Linked DNA regions of Mus musculus: regions 2, 3, 4, 5 and 6 are each linked to region 1. Evidence: chromatin loops called from intact Hi-C (ENCODE). Cell type or tissue: heart. All regions are shown on one strand.

What was found. A loop is a pair of places that touch in the nucleus more often than their neighbours do. Peaks named below come from ENCODE experiments on the same cell type or tissue, not always from the same donor. Only the 100,000 strongest peaks of a DNase experiment are listed, where the experiment ranks them.
Region 2: a loop joins it to region 1, with 3 times the contacts of the local background. A loop is called at or near these places in 2 of 42 quality-filtered maps.
Region 3: a loop joins it to region 1, with 5 times the contacts of the local background. A loop is called at or near these places in 4 of 42 quality-filtered maps.
Region 4: a loop joins it to region 1, with 4 times the contacts of the local background. A loop is called at or near these places in 4 of 42 quality-filtered maps.
Region 5: a loop joins it to region 1, with 2.5 times the contacts of the local background. A loop is called at or near these places in 3 of 42 quality-filtered maps.
Region 6: a loop joins it to region 1, with 3 times the contacts of the local background. A loop is called at or near these places in 12 of 42 quality-filtered maps.

What each region holds. Positions count from the first base shown.
Region 1 is chr15:101,196,519-101,201,518 of GRCm38, forward strand. It overlaps Acvr1b (activin A receptor, type 1B), which reads left to right. Exons shown (of 9, transcript NM_007395.4): 4 at 2,266-2,496. Among named protein-coding and RNA genes, the nearest start is that of Mir6962, 5.2 kb to the left of the region's middle. In heart, a CTCF peak has its summit at 2,538; DNase peaks (open chromatin) are centred at 1,421 and 1,863.
Region 2 is chr15:101,044,523-101,049,522 of GRCm38, forward strand. It overlaps Scn8a (sodium channel, voltage-gated, type VIII, alpha), which reads left to right. Exons shown (of 26, transcript NM_011323.3): 26 at 1-1,416. Among named protein-coding and RNA genes, the nearest start is that of Fignl2, 7.4 kb to the right of the region's middle. In heart, a CTCF peak has its summit at 2,308; DNase peaks (open chromatin) are centred at 199, 2,259 and 2,889; H3K4me3 peaks cover 1,711 bases; H3K27ac peaks cover 1,392 bases; H3K27me3 peaks cover 5,000 bases.
Region 3 is chr15:100,758,705-100,763,704 of GRCm38, forward strand. Slc4a8 (solute carrier family 4 (anion exchanger), member 8) reads left to right here and starts at 3,043. Exons shown (of 25, transcript NM_021530.2): 1 at 3,043-3,270. The coding sequence starts at 3,226. Gm52175 (a long non-coding RNA gene) reads right to left here. Exons shown (of 3, transcript XR_003951485.1): 3 at 3,985-4,222. In heart, CTCF peaks have their summits at 2,952 and 3,384 (motif pointing right); a DNase peak (open chromatin) is centred at 3,027; H3K4me3 peaks cover 1,453 bases; H3K27ac peaks cover 1,142 bases; H3K27me3 peaks cover 2,179 bases.
Region 4 is chr15:101,115,815-101,120,814 of GRCm38, forward strand. It overlaps Ankrd33 (ankyrin repeat domain 33), which reads left to right. Exons shown (of 5, transcript NM_001374225.1): 1 at 1-88; 2 at 301-534; 3 at 763-892; 4 at 1,071-1,211; 5 at 3,186-4,178. The coding sequence starts at 370. The coding sequence ends at 3,907. Among named protein-coding and RNA genes, the nearest start is that of Ankrd33, 2.6 kb to the left of the region's middle. In heart, a CTCF peak has its summit at 2,782 (motif pointing left); DNase peaks (open chromatin) are centred at 97 and 2,794; H3K27ac peaks cover 214 bases; H3K27me3 peaks cover 879 bases.
Region 5 is chr15:101,054,161-101,059,160 of GRCm38, forward strand. Fignl2 (fidgetin-like 2) reads right to left here and starts at 239. Exons shown (of 1, transcript NM_001214911.2): 1 at 1-239. The coding sequence starts at 239. In heart, a CTCF peak has its summit at 2,263 (motif pointing left); a DNase peak (open chromatin) is centred at 2,225; H3K4me3 peaks cover 317 bases; H3K27ac peaks cover 100 bases; H3K27me3 peaks cover 3,926 bases.
Region 6 is chr15:101,142,673-101,147,672 of GRCm38, forward strand. Acvrl1 (activin A receptor, type II-like 1) reads left to right here. Exons shown (of 11, transcript NM_001277257.1): 11 at 671-2,664. The coding sequence ends at 805. Among named protein-coding and RNA genes, the nearest start is that of Acvrl1, 17 kb to the left of the region's middle. In heart, no CTCF peak of the experiment used is centred here; DNase peaks (open chromatin) are centred at 1,049, 2,959, 3,579, 4,109 and 3 weaker places; H3K4me3 peaks cover 1,362 bases; H3K27ac peaks cover 3,975 bases.

The sequences.
Region 1 (5,000 bases):
GAACACACATGTGAGCACAGGTGAGCGCACACGTGAGCACAGGTGAACACACAGGTGAGCACACATGTGAGCACAGGTGAGTACACGTGAGCACAGGTGAACACACATGTGAGCACAGGTGAACACACATGTGAACACACAGGTCTCACTGTGTGTGACTTTGTTTCCCCGCCATGGGTTAGACTGTGGTTACACAAGGAAGTTGTACCATCAGTCATGGCCAGATGCCCTCCTGGAACTCAGGGAGTCCTGTGAGCTCTGACATATCATATCCATCATTTTGGCTTTATGAAGCTCGGCAGTAGAGTGCACCAACATGAATATATTTAAAAGCTGCACATTTTTAGAAACCTAGAAAATATCCAGCATATGCTTTCCCAACAAAGGTCAGACAGTGGTTGAAAGAGCCTGAGAGAGGTGGTCTTACTGTCCTGGGAATTTCCAGATGTTTCAGACCATCTGAGCCTTGGTAGATACTTTGTTTAATGACAGTTTTCTGTGGGTAATTCAGTCCATTTTGGTACAGAGTGCACAGAGCTCCCAAGTATTGTCTTATTTGTTTAATTATGGGGGCAGGGGGTGAGCAGGTATGTGTAGCTGAGTAGGTGCCCTTAGAGGCCAGAGATGCCAGATCCACTGAAGCTGGACTTTGTGAACCATGTGATGTAGGTGCTGGGAGCTGAGCTTGGATCTTCTGGAAGAGCAGTTGGGCATGCTTGTTTGTTTGCTTGCTTACTTGCTTGCTTGCTTTTTTGACAAGATCTCACTATGTAACCTTGGCTGTCTTAGAACTTACTATGTAGATTAGATTAGCATGAAACTCATAGAAATCCACCTGCCTTTGCTTTCTGAGCATGTGATTAACAGTGTGCATCGCCATGCCCTGTCCAGTGTGTGTTCCTAACCACTGACCCATCTCTCTAGTCTAGGTATTGGGTTTTTAAATAATGTTATCTTTAAAGCATTAAGCTCATGTTATGTATGTAACTCTGGGCCTTATTAACAGATGAGTACTGAACATCCCCTAGAAACAAAGACTGGGAAGGAGCTAGCCTGCTCAGACGGGCTGGCATGGTTGTTGGAATGGTTGTACAGCGTGCACACATAGAGGAGTCTTGAAGAACAGGTTGAGGTTGTAAGTGAGGTAAGCAGCAGGGGCGTTCCAGGCCACAGGGCAGGCTTTGAATGCAGAGAGCAGAAAGCTGTGAAGGTTCAGTTTGTTTAAAAACTCATAAGGAGACTGGCATGGCGTGTCTGGAGGGGGCGGAGGCAGGCTGGCCAGGTGTCAGAGACTCTGGGGGCCACACTATCTCACAGGTCGGAGTGTGACTGAAGGTTCTTACACGGACAGACGCATGGTCATTTTCCCCTGTGGACAGTGTTGGCAGTGGTGTGGAGGATGGGTCCACTGGCCTGCCAGTGTCTTACTAGAAAGGATGGGGTGAAGCAGGGCTGGATGTGGCTGCACGGGGCCAAGAGCAGGCTGAGATGAGCCCGGAGAGCAGGCGGGCGGGCGCCTTTAGGAGGAGGGCAGAGTGGGACAGGGCAGGATGGAATTTCTGTAAAGCCCTGGCGGAGACACACGTGCATGTTAAGCACACAGTAAATCCAGCAAACCTAGGGTTACTAACAGCTGTTATTTGGTCCAGTGAGAGAATGGAAGTCAGTCATGATAGATAAGGGGATTGGATAGAAGGAGAGATAGACATCAGATGAGTCAAATGAAGCAATGATGAGCCCTACAAGGCAGTAAACTGAGTCATGAATTAGTGTGGGTAGTCCCCAGTCTACACTGGAGCTTCCTGCTCTTCCTCTGCAGAGCTACGTACCCTGTGTGCTTCCACCATAGGTCTGCTTTGTTGGCCACACAGCATCGCCCTCTAGTGGCTAGTGAGCAGGGTGGCCAGAAGGCAGTGCCCAACTCAGGAGTCTGCTACATTCTTCCTGTTACACCAGAATAAAGCAGCCATCAGTGAGTTGGTAACTCTAGTCAAAGATTTACATGTAGTCTTTCATCCGTATAGCCTGGAGGGGAAGTCCTGGCTAAGGGCAGCTAGCATGTGTTTTTCTGTGCTGACTTGTGCTTAGCCTGCTGGTAAACCACCTAGCATGGCTCCTGCCTTGCTATAGCATCCTGTGGCTATTGGGCCAGGGAGAGTGGAGAGACACCTGGTGGAGGGCCTTTCTGGGGGTGTATATTGTGTGGCAGGCCCAGAGTTTGGCAAAATTGCAGTGTCAGATTTTTCTCTATTCTTTGGCCTACAGGGTTACCCCTTTTTGTCCAGCGCACAGTGGCCCGAACCATTGTTTTACAAGAGATTATCGGCAAGGGCCGGTTCGGGGAAGTATGGCGTGGTCGCTGGAGGGGTGGTGACGTGGCTGTGAAAATCTTCTCTTCTCGTGAAGAACGGTCTTGGTTCCGTGAAGCAGAGATCTACCAGACCGTCATGCTGCGCCATGAAAACATCCTTGGCTTTATTGCTGCTGACAATAAAGGTACTGTGTCCCAAAGTCAGTGGCCACTTGTTGGCGCTAGAGAGGCCTGGCTGCTCTGCTCTGCTGCACACAGCAGGTCTGAATAAGACCATAGTTCTAAACCCACTTTAAATGTGGAGCATTTTATGCCAAGATGCTCACACGGAACCTGGGTTATTGCGTAGCTAAGAAGGCCTCCCATGCCCCACAGGCTTTTCTTCCTCTATCCCTTGATTTGCTCTCCGATCTGCACCCAGCATGGCCCCCATTGGGACTCCCGTGTGTTTGTTTTGAAAACTGCTACAATAGGAATTACGTTCTCACCTGCCTGGGCAGGTGGCAGAGACACATACACGGTCTACAACACAGCACAAGCGTTACACACACTGTCGTAGGGAAGCCACCATAAGCAGACACTGGCCTTTCAGTGTCACCTCATAGCTATGAGACTGGTTTCGGTCTGTTTTATACCTAGAGCCCCAGAGCTTCTGCTGCCGGTCCTCCCCCTCCTCTATCCCCTCTCCTTCCCCTCTCTATCCCCTCTCCTTCCCCTCTCTATCCCCTCTCCTTCCCCTCTCTATCCCCTCTCCTTTCCCTCTCTATCCCCTCTCCTCCCTCCTCTTATCTCCTCTCCTCCCCCTCTATCCCCTCTCCTCCCTCCTCTATCCCCTCTCCTCCCCCCCTCTCTCCTCTCTCCTCCCTCCTCTCTCCTCTCTCCTCCCCCCTCTATCCCCTCTCTTTTCTATCCCCTTTCCTCCCCCCCCACCTCGTTTTTTCTCCTTTGTCATAAGGCAGACTAGACATATAGGACAGCCTAGCCACAAATGTACAGTCTCTCTGTCTCAGCCTTTTATATACATGGGAGAAGCAGGGGAGGGGTAGACAGAGACAAGGTTATGCTGGACTTTTGTGCGTGCCCATGCCCGTGTGTGTGTATGTGTGTGTGTGTGTGTGTGTGTGTGTGTGTGTGTGTGTGTGTGTGTTAACACATACTATGTTGTGTGGCCTGTAATTCTAGTTCCAGGGGATATCATGCCCTCTTTTGGCATCTGCTGGTACTTGCATGAATGTACACATAGCCCTACAAAGACACACCATACACACACACCTGGCATTTGGTACCCCTGGAACACAGAAATTATGAGGGCACTGAGTTGTGTTTTAGAAGTGTCTGGCAGTTGTGACACACTTCCCTCTGCAGCACAATGACTAGAGGCTAGTGTCCACAGATGTATGGGGAATGCCAGCTGAGCGTGTTCTTCAGAGTGCTGCGGGGCTGCAGGTCCCTGGCTGCCCAACAGCTGAAGAGCCCTGGGTGTTAGTGCAGGGGAAGAAGAGACGGTCTCAGCCCTCTGAGGAGCTGCTGCTATCCCAGACGTCTTAGAGTCATTAAAAGGCTCCAACTGTCCTATGGCAGGTCATGGCCTCCTCAGAAAGGAGTTACTGGTTAGAATATGGCCCTCTTTGGGGTCAGAGCTGACAAGGTTGAGACATTTCTAGCAGCCAGCCTTTATTGATTCTGGAAGCTTGTATGAGTTGGGATCTGAGTTAGGGCCAGGAAAGGAGGGAGTCAGACCCCTTTGTTCTTGCCTTGTTACCATGATATAGCCAGTGTGAGGCCCTGGGATTAGCACCAGCCTAGAATTTGGAAGCTTTCAGCCCAGTTTCTAATCTTCCTAGCAACAGCAGCAAGCTTAGCCAGATTGATCAGTGTTGCTTTCTCCTCTCCCTGTCCTCCGTCCTGCCACCCCAAAGTGAAAGAGAGGGGTCAGCAAGCTCCCTGCCTTCCACTGCTTTCCTGAAGGGCAAGATGGCCTTTGTGGGAGTGCTCAGAGCATTCCTGGCTCTGCAACAGGGATGCACAAATGGGATCCTTCTGCTCTCATCATGGCCCTTGGCCTGAGAATGGACACCAAGTGGAAGGAGACATTTCCAGTGAGACAGGTGCTGCACTGGGTCATGATCGAGGGAGGAGTGCAGGCAAGAGCGGGCTCTCCTCCTGGGCAGCAGTGGGTGGAGCACGGAGAGCCTCCTGTCAGAGCGAGGAAGCAAGCCATCAATCGGTAACAAACTGAACCTGCACATTCCAGACTTGGCGATAAAGTGGCGCTGCTGAGCATCTTCCTCACTGACTGGGCTACTTGCTTGTCTCTCTAATAAGACCCCACAGCCAAGTGGCGCACGCCTTTAATCCCAGCACAGAGAAGGCAGAGGCAGGTGGATCTCTGAGTTCAAGGCCAGCCTGGTCTATAGAGCTACACAGAGAAACCCTGTCTCAAAAACAAACAAAAAACAAAAACAGGGCTGAAGAGATGGCTCAGTGGTTAAGAACACTGGCTTCTCTTCTAGAGGTCCTGAGTTCAGTTCCCAGCAACTCCATGGTGGCTCACAACCACCTGTAATGGGATCTGATGCCCTCTTCTGGCATATAGGTGTGCATGCAGATAGAGCATTCATACATAAAATAAATAAAACTTAAAAAACAAAATAACACAAATAATGGCAATAACACATAACACTACTAC
Region 2 (5,000 bases), 150 kb before region 1:
AGAGATGACTTCAACCAACCTAGCTGGTCTGGCCTTACTTCTGCCTTGTTCATGGTTATGATTTAAGAAAGAAAGAAAAAAAAAAAACCTCTCCTGACCCCCCACCTCCCAAGGCTAGCGCAAGCACGCTGCCCGGCAGCTTCCAGTCCACCAGCTCGTGCTGGCCCTGCCTTCCATCCACTCCCATTATCAGACCGGCAGACTGGGGCTGTCCCCTTCACATTTGTGCAGGGGAGGGGGCATCCCTTGGGGACATCCCTCTCCAGGCCATGTCTCCTGGTCTAGGAACACTCAGGAGGATCTTGAAGTGCCCACTCTAGTCCACTCTAGTAGCTGAACTAGAGAGAGTCGGCTGGTAGGTCAGTCCCTGTCCTTGTCCCTCAGCTCCAGCCTCCAGGCCTTCTGTGGAGGTGAAATTGCCATGGGTCCGGACATGGTGACCTGAACCCTGGGCATCTTCTGGAACGATGCCTCTTTCTTTTCTCAGATGTTGCCCAAAGTTTTGCAAAAAGCTTCCTTCATTTTCAGGTACTCCCCCGCCCCCTAAAGAATTAGCTGCCGTCAGTCAGCCAGGGGGGTCAGGAGAAGAGGAAGTCTGGGTTCAGAGGACAAGACTTGCACCCCGGCCTGTGCTTCTTGCCTCTTCTCAAGACTGCCAAGATTTCCTCCATTAAAACACTCCTGAGGCACCCCTGCCCCTGACCCCACTGCTGTTTGCTGTACATAGAGGCTAAGTGGGGTGAAGTGGGCAGGTGTGCACATGTATGTGTGTGTGTGTGTGAAGAATGTACATAGGTAAAGGGGAGCGTGGTCCAGTGGTTCCAGAAGAGGGACAGAACTGTGTTCCATCCCTAGCTTGACCACTGGCTCGCTGTGTGGCCTTGGGCAAGTCACTTAACCTCTCTGTGCCTCAGTTTCCCCATCTGTAAAATGGGGGTAATAATACTGACCTACCTCACAGGGGTGTTGTGAGGCTTTAACTAGATGTTTTGTAAAGCGTTCTGAGATACAGAGACAAAGGCGCCAGGGAAGGGCAAAGTATTCTTTGGACTTGAGGAAGAGGAACTAGTACCATAAACGCTGCTATTCTGAGAGCCATTTTAAACTGCACTGCTCCACCACCCCCCGCTTCTCATCACCAGGACAGCAGGTCGAGAAATGTCTTTCCTTGCACTTGCTTCTGGGGTTTGTGATTCTTCTGATTTTTCCCTTTGCTGTATCTCCTTCCTTACCCCTCCACTCGTTCCCTGTTCTGTTAATGCGGAAATGGCAGAAATGCTTGAGAAATGAGAATGTATAAGTGGATTGGAAGTTTATAGTCTGGATTTTCAATTTTACTTTGTACTGTACATCTTTTTACTTTAGAATTTGCAATAAAGGGTTACGTCAATCTTGTTTTCAACTCTCCTCTTGGAATGGCCTGTCATTCTGTCATGGCTCTCTCGCTCCAGGCCCCTAACTCTAGGATTCCCTGGCAACAGACACTCCGGGGTTTGGTTTCCAGGTAGGGCTGACTCGTCCCTCAGAGGTGGGTGGGAAAGTGGCCCGAATGACTGAGTGGTGCTATGCGCGGGCACGCGGCCTTGCAAGTCACACAACTCCAGTTCAAGAGGCCAACTGTGACTCTAAGGAGTAGGGAGCAGTTTCCTGGTACACAGCAGACAGACGAGAGAGTATCCAAAAGCAGGGGCACGCGGGCGCTGGGAAACGCTGGGGACCCCGGGCCAGCTCCCTTGTCCCCACTTCCATCCAAGCAGCCACAGACTGCTCCCTCCTCCGCTTTAGGAAACTTTATAGCGGTGCGCCGCCGTCAAGCGGTTCACAGAGACGGGCAGAGGGGCAAGGGTGGCTGCGGCGCCCAGGACCGAGGCAGGAGCGGCTCCGTTTCCCAGCTGCAGGGCGTCCGAGCCGGCCTGGGCCGGGAGGCGGCGGCCTGGCCGCGGGCACGAGGCCACGCCGGGTCGTCGTCGCGGTTGTCGCCGGTGATCCACAGCGTGAGCACGGTGATCAGCGCCCCGGTGCACAGCGCTCCCAGGAAGCCGGCAAAAAGGCCGAGCGCCAGCGGCCCCACCCAGGCTGAGAGGCTGCGCGTGTACGGGGGCTGCGGCAGGCGCTCCATGATCAGATCCAGCTTGTCCCAGTCAGGCGCGGGGGCGGCGGCGCGGCGAGCACGCGGAGCCGGGACAGGGACCCTGGCGGGACCGGGGGCGGGACCCGGGACGGGGGCGGGGACCGGGACCGGGACCGGGGCCGGGGCTGGGGCCAGGAGTTGCTGCAGGTAATTTGCGCCGGTCCTCCGCAGCTGCAACGTCGCCTGCTGGTGGAGGTTCTTGGCCAGCTCCCGTGCCACATCCGGGCGGCCACTGCGCCGTAGGGCTCGGGCCACGCGGTCCCACGACAGGGACGGAGCCTGAGCGGCCAACCAGGTTGCCAGCGCCTCGCGGCAGCGGTCAGAAACCTCACTGGACTCGGATGTGCCCTCCCTCCCCTCCGAAGCCTGCGCGGTTGTGGCCCGCAGCGGCTCTCCCACCGAGTCCTGCGCCCTAAGCGAGGGTGTGGGTGGCTCGGGCGTTGCCCGCCGGTCCGCAGATAGCCGGACCAGCTCCGCTGCCGCCCGCCGCTGTTGTCCCACCGAGTCCTGCGCCCCACGCCGGGATGCGGGTGGCTCGGGCGTCGCCAGCAAGTCCTCAGATAACCGGGCCAACTCCTTGTCCAGGTCGGGCTCGGGTACCTCGAGGAGTGAACGAAAGTGGTTGCACTCCTCGGGGGTCAGCAGTTCCGCCAGGCGGACTGCTGTGTGGGGGCCCATGGCGTCCAGCGCGCTCGTGAGGGGCAGCAACCGGTTACAGAGGGCCAGGATCAGCGCCCACACCATGACTCGGCCTGAGGGAGGGGCTTCGAATGCCGAGGCTCTGTTGCAAGACTGGAGATTGTGGCGTAGAGGCGAGGAACTTTTGTGGAAAGCTGAACGCTCTAGGCAGAGACAACTCAGCTAGGGGGGGGGGCGCAGATCTGACTGCTCAGGGTCCAGAGGAACGAGGTTCCCAGCAGCTCTCCTTCCCCCACCCCTGCAGCTCCCCATTCCCACCCCCTCCACCTTATGGAGGGCAGGAACTGGTGACCCAACCCACAGCAATGGCTGTGGAACTGGGTAGGAATCTGGACCTTATATTGAAGTGCCTACTCTAACCCCACTGATACCCCAACCTCTTCTAATTCATTTACCACCCTTTGCCCTCTAACAGAAGCCCTGGACCCTCTGCTCACTATCAGCGTCCATATTCAGTCAAGGTCTCCCATGCCTGGTTGTTAGCCTGCTAGCACGTATGACTGCTAGTCTAAACCCTCATTTTAAATCTGAGCAAATTCCCAGTTCCCCCATCCACACACTGGGCCCACACTTATCTCACATCATTTCCCAAGGTGGCTTGACTGTGGGCCCTACTGTCTCATCCCTTCTGGGAGCCACGTACAAGCACAGTCAACACACACATATCCCCGGCCCCCTATCACACCCAACACGCTGCTGTTAGATCTTTTTACTGCCCTGCCCATGAGAAGGAAGTCTTCACGTTGCTCCAACACTGACTAGTGCCCAAGTTTCAGGAAAGGCCTGTTGACTGCCTGTGTGAAGTTTTGTGAACCAGTCCCCTAGCCACAGCTACCTATACGCCTGTAAGTCGAGGCTTCATTGTAGTGTACCAGGCCTTAAGGGTAGCTTAGTCTCGCCTGACTCCTCTAGCCTCAGGTCTCCACAATCTCGCCTCCATTTTATGCTCTTCTGACAAATATGAATGGTGCCAAGAACACTCTCTCCAGCCTCCACATTTTGCTGGCCTCTAGCCCTCCTACCTGGGAAGGTTCCTGACTTGCCATTTGTGACTACTCCCCGCTTCCCCTCCCCACTCTGTGTGGTGTGGAGCCCTGTGTGTGCATCTGTACAGGCCTGAGGCAAACCTGCTCTATCCCTTCCCTCCCTACTAAAAGTCAGACTCTCTCAGTTGAATCCAGAGTTCACTGATAGGGTTAGCCCAGCTAGCCATCTTAATCTGAGGGAGCACCTAGTTCTGCCTTCCAAAGGGCTGGAATTGCTGAGTTGCCCCAGCGATGCAGCTTTGCATGGGTGCTGGGGATCCAAACTCTGATCCTCACACTTGCATGGTACTGCACCCGTTGAACCATTTCCCCAGCTCTCTTGGGCATTCTTAAGAGAAGCCATGTGTCCTTCAGTGCATCCCTCCAATGAGTGCAGAGATTCTAGGGTCTACTCGCCAAGTTCCAGGTGACTGTGTCACCATCAAACAACTGTGTCAGCCGTGAGAAGACTCCTAGGGCCCTCCCCCCAGCACCCCTACCTAGTTTTTATAGTTACACATGCTCTGTTTGCGAGGCTGTCCCCACTGTGAATTCTCAGGGGTACCCCTGGCAATTTGGGGAGGTGGCTTGATTTGGCATTCCCACGATGTCTTCAAATGCTAGGTACATGGCAAACTGCGGGAGAGCTTATCTGGACCGCCAAAAACCAAGAGGTTATCGCTCTTTGAATCCTGGAAATACATGCATTTGTCTCCCCCACACACACACCCCCGCCCCCAGAGGCTGCTTCTGGTGTTGCCTCTGTGAACCTGTAGTGAGCCCTAAGAGAGAGAGCCAAGAATACTGTTCCCTTGGCCCATGGTACATTTTTAAGAGTCCAGCTGTGTGTGGCAGGCAAGGACCTGCCTCTCCACAGAACTTTTAAACGGTGTCCCTAATTTTTCTGTGGCAGGATTTTCCCTGTCCAATTACATTAAAATATTAGTGCAGCAGGAGGCCTGTGATTGGACAGGGGAAAGGGAGGCAGCCTGAAGAGTTGCAGGGACAGAGAGGGACTCAGAGGAGGAGAGGAAAAAACCAAGATGGAGGACAGACAGGAAGAAGATCCTGAAGCAGCATGGCTTTGAATAGCCACAGGTAGATATGACATCATAAAGGAAAGAATAATTGGGATTGCTTGTCTA
Region 3 (5,000 bases), 440 kb before region 1:
TGAAGATGTAGGCCTGCCTGGATGCTGTCATGTTCCTGCCTTGATGATAATGGACTGAACCACGGAACCTGTAAGCCAGCCCCAATTAAACGTTGTCCTTATAAGAGTTGCCTTGGGCGTGATGTGGTGGCGCACGCCTATAATCCCAGCACTTGGGAGGCAGAGACAGGCAGGTTTCTGAGTTTGAGGCCAGCCTGGTCTACAGAGTGAGTTCCAGGAGCCAGGGCTACACAGAGAAACCCTGCCTCCAAAAACAAAAAAACAAACAAAAAGAGACAGAGTTTAGAGCTTACAGGGTTCTCCCTATATTGACAGATTGATCTCAAAGCCTCCAGCATCCTGTCCAGCTTCCCAAGTGTGCCTCCTGCTCCCCTTCAGCATCAAGTCTGTACTGAGTACCTGGCTGACCTAGAGTTGTGCCCTTCACTAGGACTGGTTGGGATGACTGTCACCGAGTTGCTTCCCCACCCCACCCCACTGTTTTTTTTCCTTTAGATTTATTTTTTGTATATGAGAACAGAGTCACTGTCTTCAGACACACCAGAAGAGGGCATCAGATCCCATTACAGATGGCTGTGAGCCACCATGTGGCTGCTGGGAATTGAACTCTGGACCTCTGGAAGAGGAGTCAGTGCTCTTAACCGCCGAGCCATCTCTCCAGCCTTACCAGAACATCTTCTAATTATAACATTTCTTTCTACTGCTCTTTTCACTACTGTTTTCCGTGTTGGACCGACTGTGGCTACTCTGCATGTTACCACTCTCAAATCTTGGCCCCAGACTGGAGATGTTTGCTCTCTTCACCCTGGCAGGTGTGTGCGCACACGCACAAGCCGTGCTGTGCACATGGAGGTCTGAGGTCAGCTTGCAAGAGTGGGTTTCTTTTTACATCGTGTAGGTCCTGGGGGATCAGATTCGGATAATGAAGCTTGGTGATGAGTGGTGTCACCTGCTGAGCCATTTCGCTGAACCTCAATACATGTATAAATAGATTGAAATAAACATACATATATTTGCAATCTTCTAGATGCCTAGCAACCTCTGAAGCTATGTGGAGTACAAAGGCATAGAAAGAAAAAACGTTGTGAGATGATAACCAGGCAAGGTTCCTTTTATAGATGATCAAAAATAATGATGTGAGTGATGGCTGGAGAGATGGCTCTGGGGTTATGAGCACTGACTGCTCTTCCAGAGGTCCTGAGTTCAAATCCAAGCAACCACACGGTGGCTCACAACCACCTGTAATGGGATCTGATGCCCTCTTCTGGTGTGTGTCTGAAGACAGCGACAGTGTAATCACATACTTAAATCTTATTTAAAAAATGATGTGCATGCATGCACATGCGTGTGTGAGTGTGTACATGTGCACATTTATGTGTGTACTCATGTATAAGTATGCATGTGGAGGCCAGAGTTTGATGGCAGACACCTTCCTCAATAGCTCTCCACTATTGTTGTTGTTGTTGTTGTTGTTGTTGTTGTTGTTGTGTTGTTTCAAGACAGGGTTTCTCTGTGTAGCCCTGGCTGTCCTGGAACTCACTTTGTAGACCAGGCTGCCTCAAACTCAGAAACCCGCCTGTCTCTGCCTCCCAAGTGCTGGGATTAAAGGTGTGTGCCACCACTGCGAGGCTATTTTTTTTTTTTTCTAATGTGCATTGGTGTTCTGCCTGCATCTATGTCTGTGTGCTACATTTATTTCTTGCACCTGAGGAGCTCAGAAGAGATGAAAAAATTCCCTGGGACTGGCATTCTGGATGGTTATGAGCCTCCATGGAGGACCCGGAACCCAACCCAGGTCCTCTAGAACAGCAACAAGTTCCCTTAGCTGCTGAGCTGTCTCTCCAGCACTCTCTGACAGAATCTCCCACCAAGTCTGCAGCTCATCATGGATTGGTTGAGACTGAGGCTGGCTGGCAAGCTCCGGGGACTCTGCCGTCTCTACCTTCCCCAGCACTGAGATCACAAGCTTTTGCCTCCAGACCCAGTTTTCCTAGGTGCTGCGGATTGAACTCTGCTCCTCACACTTATATGGTAAGAACTTTTTAGACCGAGCCATTTCCCCAGCTCCAGAGACATTAAGGCCCAATCTTGTTTCTTATTTTGATTACAGTGTGTACTGATGATATGTGGAGATTGAAAAAAAATATTTTTGTGTGAGATAAGGTCTAACCAGGAAGTCTAGGCAGGCTTGAACTTGCTGCTATCCTGCCTCAGCCTCCTGAGGGCTAGATGAGCCTGCACCACCATAAGGGTTGAACTTTGACATGTACTGGGTCATGCTCCTTTCTGCAGTTTTGGCAGAGGCTGAGATTGATTGCCACGATCCCTTTCCCCTCAATGGCTTGGACTCACCTCCACTCTCAGGAGACAGAAGACAAAGGCCCCTTTCTTTCTCTCAAGCTACGGATGGTTAACCTACTCTGTTTCCTTTTAAACTCAGATCAAGTCGAATGCCTTACTCCTCACTTTCCAACCTCGCCTCAGATCGGTTAGTTCCGCTGCTGAACAATAATTCGTCTTACAGTATGTCTTTTGGACACGTTGAAATCACCCTCAGCTCAACCCCCACTGTCTGCTGTCAGTCTTAGACTGGGGAGACCCGAGTCTCAGCCTCTTTGACTGCTTCCTGTCTGCTGCTCTCTAACGCTCTTCAATCTGGCCACTAACTCAAGGGTTAAAAGTAATTTTAGAAGGCTCTCTCTTCTCATTACTTCCTCCTGCCATCTTGGTTTCGGAGGGAAATTTTCTATTAATTTAAAACCCATCTTCCGAGGAATAAAATCAGAACAGGTAAACCTGACACTTTCCCAAGAGTCAGGTGCAGCTGCAAACAGAGGCAGGGATTTTCAGTTCCTAGCAAGCAGTAGGAAGGACCTCGGAGCCCGGAGGCCCCCTAAGGGGGGAGGCGGTTTCTAAGGCAACCGGCGCGGGGAGGGGGTTGGCTCTCTGGCGCCCTCCTCCCTTCTTCCTGGTAGCCCAGGGTACCGCCGGACAGCGTCCTCCCGTGCTCCGCGCGCTGATTGGCTGCTCGGGGCGCCCTCTGATTGGCTGCTGCGGGCGCCTCGCGGGCTGATGGCTATGAAGGTGGCGCCGGTTGATGGTTGACCGATCCTTGGATCCAGGGTAGGGGTCGCTGCGCGTGCGATCGTCTCACACTGGACTACAGGGCGCGGACTGCTGCAGCTCAACCTGGAACCTACCGGCGAGACCAGGCTCCGCCCGGCCATGCCCGCCGGGAGCAACGAGCCGGACGGCGTCCTCAGCTATCAGGTGGGCCCCGCCTCCCGCTCCTCCCCGGCTCAGCCTCGGTGTTCTGCCCACCGCCCCGCTCCTGCCCCAGCCGGGGTTCCAGGCGTGTCCCCGAGGGCAGGGGGGAGGCCCGCACGGGACGCCAGGGGGCGCTCCGGGTGGCCGGGGAGGGTGACCTTGGGCCGAGCCCGGAGCCGCCGGCACTGCAGCATCCCCTGCGTCGCCGGCTGCCCGGTGTCCCGGAGCAGTGACCTCTGTCCGCGGGTCCCGGTTGGCGGCCCACACCGGCTTCTGGCCTTGCCTAGTTATGCTGTAGGTGGACGAGAGGGAATCCAGGGACCTTGCGCGGGTCTTTGTGTTTTGACTCTGTTTCCTCAGTGACTCAGAGGAAACCTTGCAAAGACCGGGAGGCTGGGAACAGCCCTGAGAATGTAGCCGGCTTTGTGGATCCCTCCGTGCTGCCCAGACAGCTGACAAGTTCTGGGTATGGATGCACATGAACCAGGGGAGCCGTGAGGTGTCAACAGCGCCGACACCACCAGCCTTACCTAGAACAACAGGGGCGGCTAATGTTAGGAAGCATTGGACTAGGTGTGAAGGGTCAGTGGGTACAGGTTCCAACCTGCTTCTCATAGGCTTCGCGATCTGAGTAAGCTACCTGTCTCTTGGAACCTCGGTTTCCCCATCTATTAAAATGGAAATATGTGTACGGTTTACTTCACAAGGCTGTTTTAAGGACTCCGTGAAACACAGTTTATTGTGTGATATCCAGTGAGTAGTAGCTTTTTGAATTCTCACACCGGCTTTCTTGTGAAACCCGATCAGGTGTGGTTACTGCTGTGCCAAGAGGGTTTGAAGGAGGGAAGGGAGCTGAGCCGGAGACTAGTACCGAAGCAGGAAGGGTGGCGGGTCTTGGAAGCAAATGCCATGTTGACATCAGGAGTGGGTTCTGGGAGGAGGCATGGAGAACTTCCTGCATGTGGTGAATGAAGTGGGCATGACACACCCTGCCCCTCTTCCCGGCAAGTAGCCTTTGCTTGCCAGTCACAAAAATAGATCTAAGATCTTGGAAAACCTTTCCCCATCTGATCTTATGACATGCTATGTTATAGTCAACCTTTGTTTGGGAGACAGTGAGCAAAAATAGGCCATGCTCTTGCCTCTTCCAGCTGGTAGAAAAGGAGAATTAGCGTTTTTGTTTGTTTGGTTGGTTGGTTTTTTTGCCTTTGGCGGTTCTGGGGATGGACTGCCTTCTACTTGCTATGCAAAGGCTCTACCACTGAGCCATACCCTGGCTAGAAGTAAGAATTGTGTGTGGATGCCTGTGTGTGTGTGTGTGTGTGTGCCCGAGCACTCATGTGGTGGCTGGCCAGAGTTTGATATCTGGTATTCACCTTATTTATTCATACATGTTCTTACACTGAACATCAGCTGGCCATGAGCCCTTGGGATCAGCCTATGGTGAGGTCCTCTCACCCGCCCCGAATGCTGGTATGCTTTAACACGGGTCCTGGGAGTCTGGATTCAGGTCTTCATGCCAGAACAAACACTCTACCTTCCCTGCTTCCCAAAGTCAACCAAACAAAACACTGTAGTCCTAGTCCTCCTGAGGCAGGAGGATTGTGTGTTTGAGGTCAGCATAGACTACATCATGAGACCCTGTTTCAAAAAAAAAAAAAAAAAAAAACAACCCAAAACCAAACAACAACAAAAACTACATAAAGGAAATGTGTCATCATAAACTCAGGTGC
Region 4 (5,000 bases), 81 kb before region 1:
CACAGAAGGGCTAGTGAGCTTTTGAGGTGTGGGGGTGGACTGAGCCACAGGCTGGCCCTCTGCTGTGATGGAGACCCTAGAGTCCCAGGTAAGGTTGGGGGATGGGAAATGATAACCCCTGTCATGAGCTTCCTTGAGAACCTGACCTACATACAGTAAGATGCTTGGCTACCTGTCTTGGGTCTAGGCAGAGGTGAGACACCCTCCAGGGTAAAGGTTTGTCCTGGGGAGACGGTGCAGCTGCAGGGACTTATTCACTCAGGGTTGCAGGAGGAACTGCTCCTTGGCGTTTTGTCATAGCTGCCTGCTGAATAAAGAGGGACTCGGGCCGGCGGCAGAGGAGTCACTATTGCCCCGAGAGGACTGGACATGTCTGAGGCCCTGCCCTTCCCCAGCAACAAGACCTCAACCCCTGAATGCAATTTGAAGACACTGTACTGGGCATGTGTCCACAATGACCTTGCTGAGCTCCAAGCCAGGCTGGACGCTGGTGTGTCCCCAGAGGAGGCCTCCCAAGTGGACAGCAACGGGAGGGTGAGATGCCCCAGGGCTCACCAGAACAGTTGAGGACAGTCCAGGCTTCATACATAACATCCTGGTCTGGGTCCCCAGAGAGTCACAGAGTCATCCCCACTCTAGATGGGTGAAAACCATCTTGACAGGGGTTGGGATAGGCCCTGGGGGAAAACAGACTTAGGAGGGAAAGGAGGTCCTAAGAAGAACTTAGTGGAAAGTGGGGGTCCAAGCTGCTCTGTCCCCTAGACAGGCCTCATGGTTGCATGCTACCATGGCTTTGGTTCCATTGTGGCTCTGCTCAGCTGCTGTCCTTTCCTGGATGTGAACCAGCAAGACAAAGACGGGAACACAGCCCTCATGCTGGCTGCCCAAGCAGGTGTGAGACACAACGCCCCACCCCAGCCCACACCTACCCCACCTTCACCCCCAACTCCATCCCACCCTCACTCCCAGCCATTAGGACAGCAGCCCCAAACCTTGCACAAGAGTCTCCCAGGCCAAGCTTCAGCATTCCCTTACCTTGAGAGACTAGCTATGTGGTCCTGTCTCTGCAGGTCACATGTCTCTTGTGACTCTCCTGCTCAACTACTTTGCTGGCCTGGACCTGGAACGCAGGGACCAGCGGGGACTCACAGCTCTGATGAAGGCTGCCATTCAAGATCGCTCCGAGTGTGTAGTTGCCCTCCTTATGGCAGGTGTGCAATGGCAGGTGTGCAATGGCAGGTGTACTATGCCATATGTGCTTTGCCAGGTGTGCTATGGCAGGTGTGCAGTGGCAGGTGTTCTCTGCCAGGTGTGCGCTGGCAGGTGTGTTCTAGCAAGTATGCTCTGACATGTGTACTATGGCAGGTTGCTATGAAAAATGTGCTGTGGCAGGTGTGCTGTGGGAGGTGTGCTGTGGGAGGTGTGTAATGGCAGGTGTTGTATGGCTGCTCATGTAGGTGTGAGACACCACACTCCCACCTCATCCCACAGCAATCCCACCCTTACCCCCAACTCCACCCCATCCCCACTCCCAGCCATTAGGGCCACAGCCCCTGTGCTATGGCAGGTATACTATGGCAGGTCTGCTATGGAAGGTGTAATATGTATGGCAGGTGTGTAATAGCAGATGTGCTATGGCAGGTGTGCTATGATAAATGTGCTGTGGCAGGTGTTCTCTGGCTGGTATGTAATGGCAGGTGTGTTATGGCAGGTGTGTTATGGCAGGTGTGAAGCTGCACTTTCTCCACTACCACCCCAGCAGATACCATTTAGCTACAGCAAGAGAGGTGGAGCCGGGCAGTAGTAGTGCATGCCTTTAATCCCAGCACTTGGGAGGTAGAGGCAGGTGGATTTCTGAGTTCGAGGCCAGATTGGTCTACAGAGTGAGTTCCAGGACAGCCAGGGCTATACAGAGAAACCCTGTCTCGAAAAACCAAAAAACAAAAACAAAAACAAAGAGAGATGGGAATGGAATATGGATCGAGGCCAACTTATTGGAGGAGGCCCGTGCTACCACCCTCTCACAGTCTACTAGTGCAGTTAGCTACAGCTGTTTATGGGGGTCCCAGCAAAGAGTGTAGACATAAGATGGGGAAAGGTGTGAGGGTGTGGTGGTACCTAAAACCAGACTCTTGAGTTCTAGTCCCAGCCTTGCCTCTGCCCGAGGCCCGGGCGGAGAAAGATGGCCACAGCACTGTGAAGGTTGATGGATGGGGTATCCGTGAGGACTGATTCCAACCTTAGGCAGTATTCAGTTGCAGCTGGAGCCTTGCATGGGGAGGAGGACCACTCTCTGTGTGTGGAAGACCACTCTGTGTGTGTGGAGGACCACTCTGTGTGTGTAGAGGACCACTCTGTAGGTGGAAGACCACTCTGTGTGTGTAGAGGACCACTCTGTGTGCATGGAGGACCACTCTGTGTCTGGAGGACCACTCTGTGTGTGTGGAGGACCACTCTGTGTGTGTAGAGGACCACTCTGTAGGTGGAAGACCACTCTGTGTGTGTAGAGGACCACTCTGTGTGCATGGAGGACCACTCTGTGTGCATGGAGGACCACTCTGTGTGCATGGAGGACCACTCTGTGTCTGGAGGACCACTCTGTGTGTGTGGAGGACCACTCTGTGTGTGTGGAGGATCACTCTGTGTGTGGAGGGCCACTCTGTGTGTGTGGAGGATCACTCTGTGTGTGGAGGACCACTCTGTGTGTGAAGGACCACTCTGTGTATGGTCTTGTAGAGCCCTTCTTACTCCCTAAGGTGACTGATGGTGCCCTCTACTGGTTTCTCTGAGAAATCTCTGCCTCCACCTTTTCCCTTCCCAACCCCCGTGGGTGTTTCAGAGTGACTGTCTCTCTGGCCCCAGAGACAAGGGCATGAGAATGAAGAAACAAAATGGGAGGGGTCCAGCAACGGGGCACTGCCCCCAAGCAGCTGTGTCTTGAGCATACTATGCTCCACCCTGCTAGGGTGGCTCTGCGAGCCTGCTGGAGACCCCGTTTGCTCACTGCAAGGTTCCCCCAGTCCTGACCTTGGTAGCTTCCTGTCTCTTATACAGAAGTCTGCAGCCCTGGGCTTTCAGTCTGTGAGGTGTTTTGAATCTGGCTTAAATCAGCCCTGCTGCTGTAGAACGTGTCCTTGTACAGCCCGTGGCTCACTAACCAATCTGTCACACTGCGCCACTTGCAGGTGCTGACCTGAGCTCCGTGGATCCTGTCCGGGGCAAGACAGCCTTGGAATGGGCCGTTCTGACCGACAGCTTTGACACTGCTCAGAAGATCCGGCAGCTGCTGAGGCGGCCCCAGGCGGAGCAGCTCAGCCTGCATTACCAGCCAGAGTGGCCAGCCTTGGCTCAACTTGTGGCCCAGGCCCAGGCCCAGGCCCAGGCTCCAGCTGCCCCATCCCTCCTAGAAAGGCTACAGGCTACTCTGAGCCTCTCTTTTGCTCAGTCTCCGCAGGAAGGGGGTGTCCTGGACCACTTGGTGACTGTCACCACCAGCTTAGCCAGTCCCTTCCTGAGCACTGCCTGCCACACACTGTGCCCTGATCACCCACCCAAGCTGGGCACTAGAGGCAAATCAGTGCCAGAACTTTTAGGTACTGCCCCTCCGCCACCCCCAGAACCCCACCCTCCTCAGCAAGTCCCTGTCCCCCAGGTCTTTGCCCCCAACCAAAGCCCTCAGAGTATGTTTTCCCAGTGGCTACAGTCCAGGGACAGCACCAGGTCCCAAGTCCCTAAGATCCTCCTCTCTAAAGCACCCTCCCCTTCTGCACGGTATGAGCTGACACTCAGGCCTCAGGGGCAGCAAAGTCTGGCTCCTCCAGTCTGGAGATTCCAGGAGAGGAAGAAGAAGGAGGAAGAAACAGAACCACGAGGAGGTGGGCTGGGCCAAGCTGGAGGCAGCAAGTAAGACACATTCCCCGCCAGGGCCTCTTTCTGCTTCCCAGCTATCTCTGCCAGCGGGAACCTGCTCCCACCAAGTATACACGGTTGTCCACAGCAGCGTCTGCAGCAGAGAAGGGACCAACCCAGTGTCTGCAGGCAGGGGACTGGCTGGCTACAGTGGTTATGGTAGTGATACCCACGCTGTATTCTGTGTAGGTCGTCCTAAAGCAAGGGAAAGCAAACTGCTCTCACATGAAATCTCCAAGTTGTATCAAATAAATAGCTGAGGCTAGGGAGGCGTGCATGGCATACCGTTCATCAAAGTGAAAAAATCTCCCTCGTGTAATCATGCGTGTCGGCTTTTGTTTATCCTCAACTTCTTGTGAATCAGAATCACACAAGAGACGTGCCTGTGGGGGTCCATGGATGCTTAACTGAGAATGAGAGAGCTACCTGGATGTGAGGAGCGCCGTCCAGCTAACTGGGACCCTGGAGAGATGGCTCAGAGGTAAAGAGCACTGTCTGCCCTTGCACCCAGGTTTGGTTCCCAGCACCCACATGGAGGCTTACAACCATCTGTAACTCCAGTAATGGGGATCTGATGCCCTGTTTGATCTTCTTGAGTACCAGGCACTCACTTGGTGCTTAGAGCTACATGCAGACAAAAGACCTATACACTTAAAATAAAATTAAATAAAAGGATTGGAGAGCAGTTGAGAGCACTGATGGCTCTTCCAGAGGTCCTGAGTTCAATTCTCAGCAACCACATGGTGGCTCACAACCATATGTAATGGGATCCAGTGCCCTCTTCTGGTGTGTCTGAAGAGACCGACAGTGTACTCACGTAAATAAAATAAATAAATCTTAAAAGAACAAACAAACAAACAAACCAAAACAAGAAAAGCTCTACAGTATGCCTGGGTATGGTGGCGCATGCCTAATCCCAGCAGAGGCAGGCAGAACTCTGAGTTTGGAGCCTGCCTGGTCTACTAAGTGAGTTCCAGGCCAGCTAGAGCTACAAAGAGAGACCCTGCCTCATCAAAAACAAAAGCAACTCTGCACTTTTAGTACAGTTTCAGTTTACAGAAAAGTTACAGAAGGGCACAGACAGCTCACTT
Region 5 (5,000 bases), 140 kb before region 1:
CTGCCCAGGCCCGGGCGCTCGTAGTCCAGGACTCCGGAGTACTTCTCGGCGTAGCGCTTGAGGAGGTTGGAGGCTGTGAGGGCGGAAATGTCGTCGTGTGCCCAAGCGTAGTGGCAGCGCTGGCGACCCCCTGGAGGCAACTCCAACTTGTGAGCCGGCGACGGAGTGGTGGAGGAGACGTCCAGGTGCTGCTCTGGCCACTGGTTTAGGGGCTGGGCGTGTTCCGGTGTCCAGTGCATCTTCAACAGAGCTGCAGGCGAGAAGAACAGCGGCTGGTCAGCTCCTGCAGTGGCTCTAGGGACCCACTGACAGCTTGGTTAGCCAATGACAGGCTACCCGAGACCCTTTAGACCTAGAGTTAGTTTTTTAAAATAGTTTGCTGTACTCCAAGAGGAATGCAGAAATGCCATAGTAAACCTTCACTCCCGGCAAGTTACCCTGACCACACCGGCTATGCCCCTCCATGGACCAGATCGAGGGAAGGGCCAGACCATGTGAGGCTCACCCGTAGCAGACACTTGCTGTTCGCTCACTATGGGCCAGCCACTGCAGCGTATCAAGGTTTGTAAAGATTAGTGCAGCCTGTCCAGAGCTGCTGGATATGAGGCCCAACAGGTTGACATCCTACTCTGTCCACCTTGGCGTTCCCTTGAGATTCAAAGGTCCACCATAGGCCCTGGGATGTGAGCGTACCCATCAGCCCTGGAAACCACAGTGGCTAGCCCAGCAACCTTATTTCCTTGCGGTTTGATTTCTTCCGGCCTTTGGCTAAAGCTCAATCTTCAGGTCATACCCCTCCCCGCCCCAACCCACTCAAATTTATATTATGATTCGTAACAGTAGCCAAATTAGAGTTATGGAGTAGCAACAAAAATAATTTTGTGGTTGAGAATTACCATAACATGAGCAACTATATTTAAGGTTGCAGCATTAGGAAGATTGAGAACCACTGGCCTAAAGAAACTAGAACCTGGGAGCTGGAGAGATGGCTCAGTGGGTAAGAGCACCGACTGCTCTTCCAGAGGTCCTGAGTTCAATTCCCAGCAACCACATGGTGGTTCACAACTGTCTGTAATGGGGACTGGTGCCCTTTTCTAGTGTGTCTGAAGACAGCTACAGTGTACTCATACACATTAAATAAATAATAAATAATTTAAAACAAAAAACTAGAACCTGACCGAATGCTGTTTGTTTGCCTGCTACCTGCTCCATCCAAAATGACTCTTATCACCTTACAAACATTATTTGGGATGAACAGATGGTGTGCTGAGGTATGTGAGATAGTACGAGCATGCAGATCATGTCAAGTGCATCACAGGGCTGGTAAAGTACCTGCCTCATCTCATGCTCGGGGACCCGGGTTCTATCACCCGAGGGGTTAAAGATGAACCCTACTTTGTTCTGAGCTCCCCAGTCACCAAATGAAGAGGGAGCTGTGGTCAGACTCATTTCACAAAACACCCTTACTCAAAGGGAGCAAAACTATTTGTGGTGTGGGGATCCTAGAGCCAATCTGTGAGATACCACCTCTGGACCATGAAGAGGGTAAATGTTCCCAGGCTGGTCCTACACCCTCCTCTAGCACCCATCAAGGCACCAGTCCTGAACCAATAAGAGATACAGGGCCCAAGAAATAGAACCATGTAGGCACCTGCCTCCAGTGAACCGACCTGACCCAAGGACAAAATTCCAAAGATGACATAAGCCCATGGCATACTGATTTTACAGTGATTATTTCTCAAGCCCAAAGCTTCCAAACTCTGTGTTGGTATGTGCATATTTTGCTGCACTGGGGTTGGAACCCACAGTCTCCCGCGGGCCAGGTAAACACTCCCAAGCTTCTTGGCAATATCATATCAATCATATCAAATCCTGCATGTCCTACTAGGCCTGGGGTTAGATCAAAAGGTATCCCGAATGGTTCAGCCAGCTGAGAAGTCGAGAAAGCAACATCCTTTGTGGAGTAAGGAAATAGAGGCCTTTGACCTTGGGGCTCTTGAGAGCATAACACTCCTAGTTAAGGACTCACCAAAAGACTGGTATTTTGGTAGCACCATGAAGGGTTACGGGCGGGGGTGGGGGGGTGTCAGTGCATCCCGGATGACAGGACCAGTACATCTGGAACAGCAGGGCTGGTCAGATGCAGCTGTGCCTGCCTGCATTCCTTGCACTCAGGAGCCTGAGCCCTGGTGTTTAACGCCAGCCTCAACTGCACAGAGCAAAGCAAACCACAGGCGGCTCCCTTAGGATACTCTATTGCCACCTGCTGGAGACATCACAACCTACAGAGCTAGACGGGCTCTTGTACAGTGCACACCAACAAAACTAACCACGGTGAGCCTGTAGAGAGGACCAAGAGATGGGGTTGAAGTGTTTCCACCGGCTCTGCACACCCAGCCATAGTGGCAATGGTCATACACAGCAACGTGGCCGTGCCATGGCTAATGGCAAAAGACAGCCTTGGAAAGTGAATCCCCCCCCCCATGTTAACCATCTATATCAACCACGTAGCCAAATGCCTGATGGTCCACAGAGAAGGCATTAGGAAAGTCACTGGCTCCTAGAAGGAAGGTAAGTCCTGGAGGGTGCCAGCAGCCAGACGTACTACATGAGGGGCGTGTTTTTCAGAGCCTCAGCTCTCTCTGAGGGGTTTTCAAAGATGAGAGCCAGTCAAAAGAGCAGTTTCCCAGGACGTCCGGTGACAAGTGACCCAGTGACAGGGTCACAGGAGGTAGCATCAGTTACATCAATGCAAGTGTGTCACTACATCAAACCCAGGCTCTGCCCACAGTTACTATTACCTGTGTTCTGGCTCAGAGGAAAAACATGTGACTTTGAGGACCGCGTCTCCCCTGGGTACACAAACCCAACGGAGGGAAGAAGGGCACAATGAAGGTCCAGGCCTGGGCCCGACCCTCGACTCCCTTATCGGGCAGTGTCTCTTCTTACTGTCCAGCCTTGGCTCCAGCAGTCTTCACCCAAGTCCTCCGCTAGGCAGCGCTGGCGCTCACTCATCGGACTAAGGATCCCAGGTTTCCACTTTGACGGGTTCTCCTAGACTGATTCGGCCCTCAATTTCCTCTGCAGGAGACCCCGTGCTTGACATGGCACCTATACCACTCATTCGCTGGCTCTCCTCAAACACTTCAGGTCAAGGTCTCCCCACGTTAGCCAGGAAAAAAAGAAACACGAAACCATGGCTCCTGTTTTCACTCTTATCTGCGTCCGTATCCACCTCGTGACCAAAAGCTTGACGGTCCACCCACCTCAATAGATCCCCATCTCGAGCTAGCACAGGATCATCAGTCCAGCCTAACTGCTGTACACCAGGTCCTTCCCCCTGGTGAGTGTACTCTTCATATCTCCAAGATGACTTCCCTTGACCCTAGGTCCCCACTAACTGCCAGCCAGGCTCTGAACCACTTCTTTTGAGGATGTCTGTCTACACGTGGTGACCATGACCTGTTACATGGCCTTTAGGATAGCAGGGAGGCAAGAGCTGTTCTTCCAGCAACTTCTGCTGAGCTGGGTTCTAGAGTGTTACATTCCCCTCAAGCCCAGCAAGGGAAAGGACAAAGATCTGGTCTAAATCTTAGTGTATAAGGACAGGGTTGAACAAAAAAAGGAAGGGAGGCCAGGCCCCAGCACCTGTGTTCAAGTTGAAAAACCTGGTAGCAAAAGGAGCCTGGAGACACACCAGAAAGCAAGAGTGTGTGCAGCCTTGGGTCCGTGTGCACTTGGAAGTGCCGGTATCCAGCAAGAGCACCTGCGAATGCATACAACACACTGCAAGACTGGACCTGCGAATGCATACAACACATTGAAGACTGCAGACTGGAGCGAGGTCCATCCTTACAGACCAAGCCACACAGGTCTGGCCTTCAGGATGGCTGGAGATCTGCAACTCCCTCCCCGCTACCAGCCCTTAACATGTCCACACAGCCACCAGCCCTCCTGCAACCCTCCCAAATCATACTCTGTCCTATAGCCCCTAGGTCAGCCAGGCCAGGGGTGAGGGAAGACACAGGACTTGGGCAAGATAGGAGCTTTGAATCAGAAGCGTATTTCAGAGCCAGACTCAGACACTTACAGGGGACCCTGAGCAGACTACCCAACCTTATGGAACCTGTATCTCCAGATTAAAGGGCATCATATCCAGCAGGCAGAGGGACTGGGGATTCAAAAGGACTGTGAAAAGCAGTCCAAACTACAAATCCCAGGTGGTGCCTTTTGGCCCGCTGTTGAACAGGTTACTGACGTGGGGGGCGGGGGGGGGGTGGAACAAGGGACTGGCTAGAAGTCTTCCTGCTCTGACAGGACAAGATGGTCCTTATGCCACTTCCTAGTCCCCTGCTCTGTGCTTCACCCATGTGAGACAGAGCACACCTGTCCTGGCCTAGGGAAATGGACATAGCTGTCTCCCAGTGCTGTGGGTTTGCTCTTCAAACCTCATGGGAAAACTGTATCCTCCTGGCCAAACAGCCCCGAAAGGGCTGTCCCTTTCCCTGTGGATATGCTGCCACACAGCTGCACGTGGCCCAGGGCTGGAAAACAGCTCCTTGGTTAGTTTTTGTGGTCTGCCCTAGTGGTTGGTAGCTGGGACTCTGGAGAAAGCACTCTCTTTCCACACAGGGGTGGTGTGTGTGTGTGTGTACGTGCCCATCTGTCTGTCTGTGTCTTTCTGTGTGTGTGCATGTGTGTACATATGTGTCTCTATGTCTGTCTGTGTATGTCTTTCTCTGAGTATGTCTGTATGTGTCTGTGTCTCTTTCTCTGTCTCTCTGTGTATCTATATGTGTGTGTTTGTGCATCTGTGTGTGCCTTTCTATCTTTGTATGTCTTTCTATGTGTGTGTGTGTGCATGTGTGTCTCTTTGTGTTTTCCTATGTGTGTCTGTGTGTCTATCTCTGTGTGTCTGCCTGTGTGTGTCTTGTGTGTGTGAGTCTGTGTGTCTGTGTGTGTGTGAGTCTATGTATGTGCATGTGTGTGTGTGTTGTGTG
Region 6 (5,000 bases), 54 kb before region 1:
GGAACCAGAGGAGGCAGGCTGCCATGTTCAGGGGCCACTATGCTTCCCAGGATGGGCTCCTTCTGGGAAACAGGCACTTTTGGGGCAATGCCCGCCGTTGCCTCACTCTCAGTCATGGCTGGTGGAGGGGCAGGGAGTCGGTACTCTGTGCACTAGGTCTCAGGCTGCAAGAGGTGCAACACAGACTTGCAGGAAAACCCTTCACAGCGGATCCTGCCATGGGGGCGGGGTGGGGGACAGGTGCTCACCAGAGGCCGTGCACTGCGCGGCTCTCAAAGACCTCCACACCCTCCTATGCTCTCTCCTGCTTGTTTTGCCACCTTCTTCCACTTCTCCCTCCCTCATTCTCAGCTCCTCCCCTCCCCCTCCCTCTACCCCCCCCTTGGTTTTTCAAGACAGGATCTATCTCACCCTAGCTATCCTGTCTCTCACTCTAGTCCTGGCTGGCCTGGAACTCAAAGATCCTCCTGACTTTGCCTCTTAAGTGCTGGGATTAAAGGTGTGCACCACCACCTGGCTCCATTCTCTTCTCTTGCCTCCTGTCCAATACATGCTCTCCCTGTCCCTTCTCCTGCTATGTCTCCCGATCCTGAGCCATTTCCGGGCCTCCTTTCCATCTTCCTGACCCATGTACCTCTTTTTCCTCTCTGCTCCTCTCCCAACCCCCCAGGTCCTCTCCGGGCTGGCCCAGATGATGAGAGAGTGCTGGTACCCCAACCCCTCTGCTCGCCTCACCGCACTGCGCATAAAGAAGACATTGCAGAAGCTCAGTCACAATCCAGAGAAGCCCAAAGTGATTCACTAGCCCAGGGCCACCAGGCTTCCTCTGCCTAAAGTGTGTGCTGGGGCAGAAGACATAGCCTGTCTGGGTAGAGGGAGTGAAGAGAGTGTGCACGCTGCCCTGTGTGTGCCTGCTCAGCTTGGCTCCCAGCCCATCCAGCCAAAAATACAGCTGAGCTGAAATTCGATCTGCCTCCGTCTGGGCTGCTCAAAGTGGCCGGCTCTCTGACGCCTGGCTGGGTTCCCCATCCCCAAGGCCAGCAGGGTACACCCACTACCACTCCCAGGGCAGGGTGGCCAAGCCAGGGAATCCCGGGCCCGGATCCTGGGCTTTCACTCTTCCCTACCCTTGGTCAACCTTACTGAACTGTCAGAGCTGCCAGGATGGCACAGGGCCCTGTCCAGCTTCAGCAGACATTCCACCTGCCGGGGCTCAGCCAGGGATACTCAGCAGCCTCAGTGTCTCTCTGTGGGTGTTTATTGCTTCTATGATGCCTTTTAGTTGTCCTGATTAGAGCCCCTGGCTAGTCTCTTGGGACAGGCGGTACCTGACTCTTCCACCCTCTGTCCCCTTACCATCTCAGCTGACTCACTAGGTCATCAAAATCCAAGGGCTCTCTGAGGAGAAGGTCAATCATGGTGGAAGCGATCGACCCAGCATTGCTCCGTTCGATAGGAGAGGTCTTCACCATCTTACCATCTTAGGTTTTGCCTCAATGTCCTCTGAGGTGTCTCAGAGCCTGATTTTCTTTGAAGCTCAGGCTGTGTGAAAGCTGAGTCTTGTCTATTATGCCCTGTCCGCTGTCGCTTGAGTCAAGCTGGGGTTTGTAAATAACGGCCAGGTTCCAGCATGGCCTAAAGTGCCCCCTAGGCTAGTCTCCAGGCCCCAGTTCTTGCCTTAAGCTATGCTAGCAGCCACCTCAGGACCCAGGCAGTACAAGAACTTCTGACTCCCTCTGCGGCTTGGCCTTCTGCCCAGGGCTCAAGGGTGGCTTCCTTTGGGGTCTCCAATACTGAAAGAAACTTAGCCCCTGTCAAGAAGCCTCCAGCAACCAGGGTTCTGCTCCCCACCCCCACCCCCGGCTGTGACTCTCTGGCCAAAGCCCACACCCTGGGCCAGACCCCAGAAAGTGAGCCTTGGGAGAACGTAGCCTAGAGAAACACAGAGAGTCTGGTATTTAGAAATGTGAAGGGTTCACCCACGTACTGAACAGGTGAAACTGAAGCCTGGGTTGATGGACTGAAGAGAAGTGAACTGTAGGCGAGGCTTAAGAAGGGTAAAGCAGGGTTCAGGCAAGAGACAAGGTCAGCCTCCATCTTGGGAAGACCTGGCCTAGAAACTATTGGCCACTGAAGGGAGAAACGGCGAGAGTTCATCATGCTCCACACAGGCCCCGACCTCTTGAGTTCCTCCAGTGTGACCTCCCAGCTCTCCAGCGCTGTTCTCTCTCTCAAGCCTGTCTTTCAGCAATATGCAAGGACCAAGGAGAACCAGGAAGTGAAACGAGACAAAAACAGAAAGTAGTCCGGCTTTCCCCAGACCAGTGGGGGCAAAGTCTGAAGGTTCTCCCGTCACTGGAGCCAGGGAATCGCTTTCTTGCCTGAAGGATTTTATTTCTACTGAACTTGGGAACAAATTTATCCCCAGACTCCACAGTCAGAGCCAGAAGACAGTAGCTCCTCCAAGGCCAGGAAATCCTAAGTGGAGGTGGGGGGGGGGGGTTGAACAACTGGAAACGTGGCAAGGAGAGTGGCCCTCTAGAGACAACTATCTTCAAATGCTTCCCAGTGCAGGTGTGTGAGTGGAACCACACAGTTTGTGGGAGCACTTGGCCTGTGACAGGCATGTAGTAGGTCTTCAATAAACCATGTTTGACCCCCTGAGTTTCTGCTGCCTTCCAGGCTAGTACCCCCCCGCAGTGGTCCAGTTGCAGGGGTCCAGAGAGAACCCTAGGGGGATGGGAAGTAGAGCATCCCAAAGTACACACCACCAAATTTCCCTGGGACAGGCTTGCTCTAGAATGCCCCCATACCTAGAACCGTGCTGAGTGAGGTTCAAACTTCAGATCCCACCCGGGATAGACAGCAACCTGATCCATGACAGCCACGTCGCCCTCTGCTGGCCAATGCGCTGCCCACGGCTGCCCTGCTCCCTTCCTACAGCGGGCTGGCTCCTCCCAGTAGGCCTGGGCCCTCCTTCCCGTCCCTGCCGCAGCGTGCGTGCTTGCGTGCATGCGTTCAGCTGTTCTGGGCTGTAGGGACTGTGCCTGGAAACCACACCTAGCAAAGGAGCTTTGTGCTTCCTTACTCAGAGGCGGCTCCGCCCCTCCCTGTTCAGCTCCTTCTTAATTCCCTCCCTAGGTGCTCCCCACCCCTTGTCTGCAATTAGTCCACACCCCCGGAATGAAAAGCTCCCCTTACCTGGAAATCTCAGAGAACACCTCATGTCCCCTTCCGCCCCACCCCAGAAACTATGAGCAAAGTGCCACTGGAGGGGTGAGAGAGAATAGGAGACCGTACTGAAGGAAGCTGGGAGGAGTCTTTTGGTTCAATCCAGCCCAGAAATACAAACTTTCTAAGAAGAGGGTGTTGGACCTTTCTTAGGAAAACAGGGAGGGTGCCCCAGTTTCTTCTGCGGTTGACAATTTGGTCTGCTCCCCATGCCTCCCAAGTGGGCACAAATCTGCAGCCTTCTGCGCTGGGGTCGTGGACCTCTCCCTGGCACATACAGCAGACAAGACCTTTCCCGAGGACTCTGAAGGGAGCCCTCAGAGGATGGTGACACTAATAGCATTCCCATTCTCCCACCTTTCCTTCCCCTGGAGTCCACACAGCCTGGCAGGCCAGGCCCCTAAATGACCACAGTGTGGTTGAGGACCGGGAAAAGGGCAGCGGGAAAACAGCCGTGCAAGAGTTCCGTGTGGGCTGGACAGGATCTGGCAGGACTGACCCGTCACCATGCTGTTAGAAGAGAATCTTTCGAGGTTACTAGGACCCAAATTCTTGGCCACTTGCACATGCTGTTACTGCCTTGGGGGAAAAGAAAGAGAAATCGCAAGCCTCTCTGCTCTTTGCTCTGATTTCCTGCGGTGACCCCAGCCTCCAACTTCCTTATTACATATAAAAAGTGAGGAAGCATTTCTATCCCTCCCTGAGAGGGTATGGTTGGTAGGGCATGCAAAACGGAGTGAGGGTGGCCCCTGCAGCCTGAGCCTTGACACTGACGCTCAGCCCTTCCTCTGCCAAGGCCTCTTGGTACCCCGGCTTTCATGGACAGCTCCTTTCCTTCCCAGACTCCATCCTCTCTCAGTCCTACCTCACCCTAGCCTGTGAGGAAGGAGCAATGCCTCCCCTGGCTTACCCCTTGCATTAAGATCAGCATCCCAAAGCCAGGTGTAGCCAGGCATACCTACAATCCCAGCACCTGGGAGGTGGAGGCAGGAGGATCAGGATTTCAGGGTTATCCTTAGCCACAAGATGATTTCAGAGGTCAGTCAGGGATACAAACGGAATAAAGAAATGGCAGCCCAAAAGATGGCAAAATCTGCATGCATTGAAGCCTACTCTGGGATAGGGTAGGGGTTTGTGTGCCCAGTCCAGTGTCCCAGGGCTGGGATTGATGGTAACTGTGCAGTCATCGCTCCGGGTGGGCGACTCTTGAAACAAGCTGCTGCTTCTACCAGGACCACATTCCGTTTGCTAGAAATAGAGACAGAGGGCTCCTCGACTTTGCATACAATTTGCATAATGTCATAGACACACTGTCTATTTTCAGGCAGTTTCCAGGTTCAAGTGTTACCACTGTTGCCCTGAGGGGTGTCATGTCTGGATGAGTCTCTGTTCTTTCTCACCCACCCACTCCTATTGACCTACATCCCCGGCTGCAGGAACACAAGAAGGGGAGGGCTGCCCAGGGAGACACAGTGGCGGCGAGAAGCCAGGGCATACTAGATTATCACCTCCATCACCAACAGCCCCTCCGCCGGTTGCGGTTGCCCAAGGGCAACTGATAGCGGCAGATAGGACGAAGGATTCAAGTACCCCAGCTCCCTTCCTTCCTCTGCCACCAGAACTGCCTGTCTGAGTGTTCAGACTTCTGACAGTTTCAAAGCAGGAGAAGGAGGAGGAGGAAAGGGAGGAAGAGGAGGAGGAAGACGGTTAGACAGATAAATAGATAACTTGGGCTTGAGCCACCTAGATTGACTTGCTTGTCCCCCAGA